Regions from separate parts of the Homo sapiens genome. Here region 2 is linked to region 1. A link is a contact called in ENCODE Hi-C or POLR2A ChIA-PET data. All regions are on one chromosome and are shown on one strand. Each heading gives the region's core, a stretch centred on a gene start or an enhancer-like site at or near the end of the contact. The rest is flanking DNA. Distances are from core to core; before and after follow the strand shown. Region 1 overlaps HMCN2 (hemicentin 2). Region 2 holds the start of ASS1 (argininosuccinate synthase 1).

Evidence for each region. A loop is a pair of places that touch in the nucleus more often than their neighbours do. ChIA-PET counts read pairs that join two places held with the same protein, here RNA polymerase II (POLR2A).
Region 2: a loop to region 1 is called in a map of mammary epithelial cell, with 2.7 times the contacts of the local background. The contact joins the promoter of ASS1 here to the enhancer-like site in region 1. A Hi-C loop is called at or near these places in 1 of 168 maps with a recorded cell type or tissue (mammary epithelial cell). POLR2A ChIA-PET finds 5 or more read pairs at or near these places in 4 of 52 experiments (A549, GM10248, MCF 10A and 1 more).

Annotation. Positions count from the first base shown.
Region 1 is chr9:130,326,738-130,331,366 of GRCh38, forward strand. It overlaps HMCN2 (hemicentin 2), which reads left to right. Exons shown (of 98, transcript NM_001291815.2): 22 at 573-738. Among named protein-coding and RNA genes, the nearest start is that of HMCN2, 63 kb to the left of the region's middle. Within about 2 kb of position 2,719, at least 8 of the 41 ENCODE cell types and tissues checked have a DNase peak (open chromatin) inside an H3K27ac peak, as active enhancers do.
Region 2 is chr9:130,442,433-130,447,374 of GRCh38, forward strand. ASS1 (argininosuccinate synthase 1) reads left to right here and starts at 2,529. Exons shown (of 15, transcript NM_054012.4): 1 at 2,529-2,563. RefSeq lists a silencer at 2,332-2,451 and enhancers at 3,332-3,999, 4,669-4,942.

The DNA.
Region 1 (4,629 bases), core at 1,469-3,968:
TCCAAGGTAGAAAGGCGGAGGCGGGGAGCGGGGAGGAAGGAAGGGTACCATGCTGTTTCTGCCGACGAAGGGTCTTCAGCTTAAGGTGAGAGAGACGTGACATGCACAGATTGCCATCAATCCCTCACCAGGCTTCGAGAGGTCCAGAGGGAGGGTCTGTGCATTCTTTGGTGGCTGATATCATGGGAATAAGTGAATGAGCAAGGGGAGAAGGTAGAGAGAGAGGAGGAGTTCAGAGCCTTTCAGAATGTCCCTGGGGAAGGGACAGCAGGATGAAGAGAAGCCAGAGAAGGCACAGACCGTAGGGCAGGAGGGACCGGGTCAGGGTCCTCAGAGCAAGGTGGTGGTGGGGAGGTGGGTAGGGGAGGACTGAGTGAAAACCCTGGGACCTGAGTCCCACCTCCAATCTGGACTCCCCCCCTTCTGACAGCCATATCCACCTTCTGGACCTCCTGAAGGTCGAGGGTGCAGTACCGGCTCTGCCTCCTGGGGGAGCTGCCCCATGGCCCAGGGCGCTCATGGACCCTAGTCCCCTCTGCCCTGCTGACAGGCCCTGCTTACTCTCCCCGCAGCCAAACCCAGGATCCATATGAACGGGTCACGTAATGCAGATGTGCCTCTGCAAGTCACAGCGAAGGCTGGCGAAGAGGTGACCCTGGACTGCGAGGCCAAGGGCTCCCCACCCCCACTGGTCACCTGGACGAAGGACTCCCGCCCTGTACCGCCCATCACCAACAGGTAACCCCAGTCCCATGGCCTCAAGGGACAGAGCTTAGGGCTGGAGGGAAACCTGCCTCAGGTGACCAGTGACCCAGCGGGTGTCTTGGACCCTGCAGTCTCTCCCATAGGGTGCTGCTCCTGGGCTTCTGCACACAAGGCTGTTGTCCACAGGGCCCCAGAAGCCTGGAAGGGGCCTCTAGAGGGTGCCTGGAAGCCCAGGGTGAGACTCCCCATCTGAAATAACATGCACGGGGCATTGCCTGCAGGATCCCATTTAATCTGCACGGCCACCCTTGATATCTAACAGGACACTGACACTCAGCCAGGGAGTGAGCTGCTCGCCATCACCCAGCTAGGAAAGAGCAAAGCCAGGGCTGGGACCACGTCCCCGCCACGACACACACCACCCCCATGCCTGCTCTGCAGACCAGGTGTCTGGCGGCTGGGCTGTCTGACTCAGCTGCTCCCGGTCCGGGATCCTGGGAGTGGGCGGACAGGGAGGAGGCTGGCTTGGGTGTCCTTCAAAGCCACGCCGTACCCCCCAGGAGGGGATGTGGGGGATGCTAGGGCCCTTGCCCCTGGCTGGGGGGTTCTGTGGCTCAGTCTGGTGACATCAGCCCTGGCAGGGTCTTTGAGATGTTCCAGACTCAGAAGGTCTCGGAGCAGCCTGCCCTGTAACGTGACCCCCGCCCCCACCATGTGTCAGTGCATTTCAGAACATCTGTTTGGTGAGTCCTGCCAATCCTTGCAGCCGGGCACCCCTAGAGGTGGCGGGGACCCAGGGAGCCGGCCCTGGGCATCATCGGTGGGGTCCCCCATGCCCTCTTGGCATTGCTGCAGCTCTATGTTGTAGGGTGGGGGTGTGGCGGGGGGCCGTGGGAGCCCACAGCTCCCCTAGAAAGCCCGGTCCTAGCTCCGCGGCTGGGTGGTGGCCCTCAGCTGGAGGATGTGTGTTGATCTATGGCTTGTTACTGAAACGGGAACCGCATTCCCATTAGTTCACCCCTCCTCGCCGTGGTGCGTTAATAGGTCAGCTGGGAGCTGTAAATTTGCGAAAGCCACTTTTGCAATCCTAGAGTTGTGTTGTGTTCCCTCTCCCTTGCCCTCTTCACTTCGTGCTGGCTTACATTGTTTTATCTCCAGATTTGGGAGATTCTGAGAGTTTATCTAAATAAGGAGGGAAAATGTGCTGGGAGGCGGGGGTGGGGTTAAGTGCTCAGGCCCTGGAGTTCCGCAGACCCGGTGCCGAACTGCCTGCTCCCTTCTTAGTCATGCAACCTCGGGTGGCCACTGGCTCCTCTTGGCCTGTTCCTCCATCTGCAAAGTGGACATTATTTAAATAGCACCCTTTTGGGGTAATGACGGATGTGCAGTGCTTAGGAAGTCAGATGTGCTGAAAACTCGCTCCCTTTCGTATGATTTCCCTGCTGTTGCTGTTCACAAACTGAGACATCCTCTCCAGCTTTTACACATTTATCCTCCTCCTACCACACCTGTTATCTCAATTGTCACCTGCTTTTTAAATATAAAACCTTTATTGAGATGTAATTCACATACTGTATCATTCGCTTATTTAAAGGACACAGTTCAGTGTTTTTAGTATATTCAGACTGTGCAGCCATCACCATGATCAATTTTAGAACATGTTCATCACCCTCCCAAAAAAACTTCATACTCATTGGCAGCCACCAGCCCCCCATTTCTGCTCCAGCCCCACTGCAGCCCCTGACAGCCACTGATCTGCTTTCAGCCTATTCTGGACATTTGATATAAATGAATTACATGGGGCCTTTCGTGTCTGGCTTCTGTCACCTAACTCAATGTCTTCCAGGTTCATCCATGTCGTAGCCAGATGAGTGCCTGCTTCCTTTTAATGGCCAAATAGTGTCCCATCCTGTGGGTGCTCACCTTTTGTGTGTCCACTCATCAGTTGATGTGCACTGGGGCTGTTTCCACATTTTGGTGGCTGTGAATAGCCTCACTTTTTTTTTTTTTTTTTTTTCGGAGATGGAGTTTCACTCTGTTGCCAGGCTGGAGTGCAGTGGTGCAATCTCAGCTCACTGCAACCTCCGCCTCCCTGGTTCAACTGATTCTCCTGCCTTAGGCTCCCGAGTAGCTGGGATTACAGGCACCTGCCATCATGCCCAGCTAATTTCTGTATTTTTAGTAGAGACGGGGTTTCACCATCTTGGTCAGGCTGGTCTTGAACTCCTGGCCTCAGGTGGTCCACCCGCCTCGGTCTCCCAAAGTGCTGGGATTACAGGCGTGAGCCACTGTGCCTGGCCATAGCCTCACTTTTGATTGTACTTGAAGCTTTGTTCGCAGGCTCTGGGTCCTCTGGTTCCCTCCCTGCCCCACACTGGCAGTGTCCACACACAGAACCACACTCAGCCTCTCACAGACACACCACACCCCCTCCGTCCCTCAGTGACTCGACCAGAACACAGAGACTTAAAAAGCCCCTTGGAAAACACACAGTGAGACTTTCTGTCTGTCTGCTTCCTCCTCCCCTCCCCCCCTTCCCTACATCCTCTTCCTCTTCCTCTCCTGTCTCCCTCTTCCCTTTCCCTCCTCCTCCCCTTCCCCTCCCTTCCCCTCTCCCTTGTCTTCCTTGTCCTTCCTTCTCCAAGGATGTCCCCAGGCTCAGCCTCAAAGCTGCCCTTCTGAAAACGGAGCACTTACCTGGCTGATGCGTCTGGTGAGTCGTAGGTGCTCATCTCTTGACAGGGGCCAGCAGCCCTCCACGCCCCTCTCCCCCCTCCCCTGCTCCCTTGCTCCTCTTCCCTGCTGAGCTGCCCCAAGGACAGGGCTCCACGGCAGCCCCTTCTCCTGTCTGTGGGGAATTCTGCGGTGTAGTCAGGGCTGAGAGCCAAGATGTGCTGAGCCTCTGCGGCCCCCTCCATTCCCCTTGTCCAGGGGTGGCCCTCTCCTGCCAGCGCCCTGTAGGTGGTTGGGGTGGATGGCACCATGCCCAGTGCACTGAGGAGGAAACAGAAACACATGGGGTGTGGGGACGTGGAACCTGACCCTGCAGCTCTTGGGGCTGGGTCCCAACATGCACAGACACGCAGACACACATAGACGCACGCACAGGGACACACGTATCAGGTGGGCCACTGCTCTCTGAACTCCTAGGTATCTTCGACCCCCCCAAGTCAGCAAGTGCTCACAGAGGAAGCATCCTAGGAACCTCAGAAGCCGTGAAGTTCTGAGCCGCCCAGCTGCATCCCAGTCCCTTTGGAGCGGCTCTTATCCTTGTAGGGGCTGTTCTAAAATTAAACCTCGTGCATCTTATATTCCGTCCTCATCACGGATTCCTTTTCTCTTTTACCCATTTTCTCGATTCATTCTGGCCCACGTCACTTGCTTTTCCTTTTGAAGGGCAAAATAGACCGGTCATGGTGGCTCATGCCTGTAATCCCAGCACTTTGGGAAGCCAAGGAAGGCGGATCACGAGGTCAGGAGATCAAGATCATCCTGGCCAACATGGTGAAACCCTGTCTCTACTGAAACACACACACACACACACACACACACACACACACACACAAATAGCCGGACGTGGTGGTGCGCGCCTGTAGTCCCAGCTTCTCGGGAGGCTGAGGCAGGGGAATCGCTTGAACCTGGGAGGTGAAGGTTGCAGTGAGCCAAGATCGTGCCATCGCACTCCATCCTTGCAACAGAGCAAGACTCTGTCTTAAAAAAAAAAAAAAAGGACAAAGTAACATTCCAGGGCGCTCGGCTCCCATCATCGCTAAGTCATTGCTCTGTGTGGGGCACGGCCATGTTGCCAGCTCTCGCGGTCATAAATGGGACTGTTGGAGCAGCTTTGCACAATGTTCCTCTTTATCTCCTGGGTCGGTTCCTTGCGGGACGGTCCCAGAAGCCAACGGTGAAGTCCGAGGGTGG
Region 2 (4,942 bases), core at 1,279-3,778, 120 kb after region 1:
GAGGCGGAGGTGGGTTGATCACCTGAGGTCAGGAGTTCAAGACCAGCCTGGCCAACATGGTGAAAACCCGTCTCTACTTAAAATACAAAAATTAGCCTGGTGTGGTGGCGGGCCTGTAGTCCCAGCTATTCAGGAGGCTGAGGCAGGAGTATTGCTTGAACCGGGGAGGCAGAGGCTGCAGTGAGGGTGCCACTGTACTCCAGCCTGGGTGACAGAGCAAGACTCCAAATTAAAAAAAAAAAAAAAAAAAAGGAAGGTATGAGTGTCTCAGATCCCAGTGCCTTTGTTTCTCCACCTGCTCAGGCCTAGGTGCTGCTTTGTTTTTAGGAATGCCACCAAGATCACTTACCTAGAAGGTGCAAAGGCTCCTGGAGGACCCCTGACCTAGGTGTGGGCAGGGGGTAAGATGAAAGTCAAAGGCCATGGTGCCCCAGTCTCAGGTGGGGGAATCCCTTTGGGCCACGCCCCACTTTGGCCCTCAGCACTGCTCTGCAGGGTAAGGGCCAGGGCAGGGTTGAAGGTCCCCCTGGCCGATGGAGGGGTCCAGGCAGAATGGGGCTCATTCAGAAGCTGGCCAGTCCTCCCTCACCTTGGTCTCTGCCTCTGGGCAACCACTCACCCTGCTGTTGGTGGCAGGACGGTGGGGGTGGGGGGCGGGGTGCTGCTGGCAGTTTGGGCCCCTGTTTTCTTCTCAGGAGCGCTGTGACCTCACTGTCCCTCATGTCACTGGTGCATGTGAGTTAGGAAGGGTCTGTCCCCTAGGCTGGAACCATTTCTGCGGCAAGGAGTAAAGGTCCCAGCAGCCTGTGACCCTGGGACTGTGACCTCAGTTCAGCTCAGGCTGGAGCTAAAGCAGAGGGTTTGAGCCAGAGCTTCAGACACTGGATTCTAGCTCCGCTCTGCCACTCACATGCTGTGTGGCCTTGGGAAAGATACACCGTCATTCTGTGCAGCAGGTTTCTGCCCATACCATTGAGATAACAATCACAGGTACTTCATACAGGGTAGTCGTGAAGGTGAAAACAGAATGCTTGCTCTTTCCAGGGCGACCCTACCAATGAGAAAACAGGCTGCAGTGGGGAGTGACCGCCCCAAGGACACACAACTGCTGCAAGGGTGTCATTGTGTAGGTGTTCCTCACTTGCCTCCTGCTAGTGTGGGAGGCCCAGAGACTCCACGAGACCCCCAGCTGCTCCTGTGAGAGGGCTGAGGGGGGCCAGCTGTGATACCGCCTCCCATCTAGAAGGGGCCTCAAGCCACCCATGTACACCCAGCCCCACGTGGCTCACCAGGGGCCCCTTTGCCATCAAGGGCCACATCCCAGGTTTAAGTGTCAGAGAACTAAGGGGCTTAAGAGAGAATCGAGCTGTGGCTTTGTTTGTGAATTGGTTTGATCCTTTTTTCCTTCTAGAAGGACTCACAGCTACTGTTGCTTGCCATGGGCTTGAGGGGGTGGTGGGGGCTGACTGGCAGAGGGGCTGAGAGTGGATGGTGATTAAAAGGAGCACTGACTCCAGGGTAGCGGCTGGGCAAGGCTTGGGGCTCCCACCTCCCCCAGGTTCAGAGCCGGCTGAGGACCGGGAGTCCTCCCTTCTGGGGTCAGTGCTCACTATGGAGCAACTGCCTTGGATGGGGTCCCAGGACTTGCTCTTTTACTGGGGCTGTGGTTGCAGTGATCAGGGCTTTGGAGCCGGCAGACCAAGCTGGGAAACTCCTGAGGTAGAGAAGCTGTTGAAGGCGGGCCTGGGGTCACAACTCCCAGCTGCTTTTTACAAGCAAGAGACTTCTCTCTGAACCTCAACCTTCCCTCCTGTCTAGTGGGTTCGCAGCCAGACAGTCTTTTACTCACTGCTTACTGGGTGCCCTCTGGAGTCTGGGCAGGTGCCAGGCTCTGAGAAGACAGGCCAGCAATCAGCCCTGGCCTAAGGGATGAAAGCCGGGCCTTCCCGCGCCGGCTCACCTCGGTTTTCTCATCCTTACTCGGCTACCAGAGGCTATGGTTGGGGAGGGAGGGGGCTCTGGGGGCTGCAGAAGGCCCAGGCTGCCGGCACCGGATAGAAGTGAGCACGAAGCTCCCTGCGCCAGTGGAACTTTTATCCCGGCTCCCACCGCGAAGCGTTTAAATTGCTTCCCCAGGGCCAGGAGGCAAGTCTCTCGAAGGACGGCTGCGGCCACCCTCCGCCCCTGAGTTACATGGGTCGCAGCCACTGCCGCCCTCCTTGGCGCCTCCAGCCCGCGGGCCAGGGCCAGGAACCGCGAGCCGCCTGCGCCCCCGCCGGCGCGCCCCTGGGAGGGTGAGCCGGCGCCGGGCCCAGGCCCGGACCTGGTGGGAGGCGGGGGGAGGTGGGGACGAGGCCTGGGGAGGCGGGCCCCGCCCATCTGCAGGTGGCTGTGAACGCTGAGCGGCTCCAGGCGGGGGCCGGGCCCGGGGGCGGGGTCTGTGGCGCGCGTCCCCGCCACGTGTCCCCGGTCACCGGCCCTGCCCCCGGGCCCTGTGCTTATAACCTGGGATGGGCACCCCTGCCAGTCCTGCTCTGCCGCCTGCCACCGCTGCCCGAGCCCGGTAAGGAGCCCTCGGCCCCTCTCGCTGCCCACTCCCTAGCCGAGAGCACCCGCTTCCCGGGCCCAGAGGAGGAGGCGTAGAAGACGCCCGCCCCGGGGCCCGCGGAGGCAGAGGGCGGACCCCGATCGCCACTCGCCGGGGACTGGGACCGAGGCAGGAGGGAAGGGGCTCCCGATGCTCAAACGCCTGGCACCGGATTCCAGGTTTCTGGAGCGTGGGGGACGCGGCGGGGGCGCGAGTCCCCGGGGGCGCGAGTCCCCGGGTCCGAAGAGCGGCTCGGGTTATTTGTTCCCTGCGCAGCCGGGTCCTTTCTGGACTCCTTGTCGGATCCGGCTTCCTCTGTGTCGTGAAGCCCCCACATGGAGACCTGGGGAGTCCGGAGCGTGTGGGGGGGCTCCCGATTCTCTCTCCCTCTCTCGGACTCGCCGTCTGTCTCCACCTCTATTTCTCTGCGTAAAACCAGGAGTCCAGCCCCTCTGGGGCTTGGACGTATCGCTTTCCCCGCAGCCTCAGTTTACCCTGGACAGATGGGCATGGTGGCCCTGGCTCCCTTCCCTGCAGGGGGCGGCAGCCACCTGGCCCTCCCCGGTGGGGCTGGCGGCCTCGCGGCGGGGTTTCCTGCTGGCCTGGGCTGGGCTCTGTGGGAGGGGCAGTGCCAGGAATATTTTCTATTCGGGCTGCTGTTGCCTTTGGCCCCTGGGCGGCTGCGCCCTCCAGGGAGGCAGGGTCATTGTGAAAGAGAGGAAACTCCTCTCCCAGGCGGCCAGGGCTGTTCCTGAGGAGGGCTGGCCTGGCCTCAGTATTCTTCTCTGAGAAGTGGAGAGTCCACTCCCGAGCAGCCGAGTCAGGCTGCAGGTCTCAGGGCAGGAACAGACCTGTTCTCTCCCCAGGGGTAGATCAAGACCTAGGGGACTTGGGCTTTGATCCTCCCGCTCCCAGCAAGCACAAACCCAGTGATGGGGAGAGCTGGTGAGGCCTTGGCTCAGCCTCCAGATTCCCAAGCTTCCTTTTCATTTTCTTTTCTTTCTAAAAATTTATCAGAGATGTGGACTCGTCATGTTGCCCAGGCTGGCCTCGAGCTCCTGGGCTCAAGCGACCCTCCTCCCTCGGGCCTCCTAAACTGCTAGGATTACAGGCTCGAGCCACCCAAAGTGCCTGGCCCCCAAGCTTCAGTCTGTTAGAGCTGGCTGGGGCTGAGGGCTCAGGAAACATTTGCAGATACTGTGCGGCTGCTAAGGGCTCTGTAGACTGTTGGGTGCTGGGCCTGGGTCCAATTGCACAATAACTGTGCCTGGGGTTAGGTTCTGATGAGAGGGAGGGAGAAGCAGCCACACGGACTGGGAAGCTTGGCTAGGAGCAGGAACTGGAGGAGTCTCCATTCCAAACTCCCTCTCCCTCCCAGACCCCTTAGGCCCAAGGCCTAGGGCGGGGAAGTTTGGGGGTGGGGGCGGGACCCTGTCCTGGCGGGGCCATCTGTGCACCATGCTGAGAAGTAATTCTGGTTCTGCTCTGTGGGGGTGGATCAAGTGAATGAATAGTGACTCCTGCCTGCTGAGCGCCTGGCCGGTGCGGGGGCAGACACGTCGTGAGAGGGAAGGGGAGGCCCCACTCTCAGCACAGTCTCCATTCCTGAGTGCTTGGGAAGCAGGCCCAGGGCCGCAGGAGCCTTGGGGTGGAGCCAGGCCCAAAACAGCCTGCTGCACAAGCGCTTCCCCCTCCCAACCCGGGCCCATCTCATCTTTGGCCTGCTGGGAGGCCAGCCAGGTCAACCAGATGCCTCATCTGAGCACTGACTACACAGTCCCTGAAGTCAGTGGCTTGCCTGTGGGCACCAGGCACCCATGTGGAAAGAGGTAACTTCGCTGGAATTCAGAGTCTAAGGCTCTGATTTCTGATGTAGCTTTGGGCAAAGTTGATCTTCCAGGGCGTGGCTCCCTCCCCAGACTTGGGGTCGACCAGGCACCCATAGGCACTTTGATATGAGTGGAACGAATGAATGAATGTGCCCTTCGTCCATCACCAAAGACAAACCGAGCTCAGCTGAGTTAGAATGTCAGCGAGGGGTTGCAGGGGAATCTTCCACGGGGCAGTAGGCCTGAGCTATAGCACACAGGCTCTCCAGAGAAATAGTGGGCAGGTTGGCCATGACTCACTGGGGGGCTGGTTTTCTGGAAGGTGTGTAGAGTGAAGGGGAGATCTGAGGTCTCCTAGGAGCCAGGGAGTGGAAGGCCTAGTGCAGGGAAGAGCAAGTGGCCTGCAGTCAGGCTGGGTTTGAAGCCGCTAGCTTGTGACCTCGGCTGGCCGCTTAGCCTCTGCCTCCTCCTTTGTAAATAGGTGGTAATGGCAGTCTCCACCTTGAGAGGATGCACCTGTGACTGT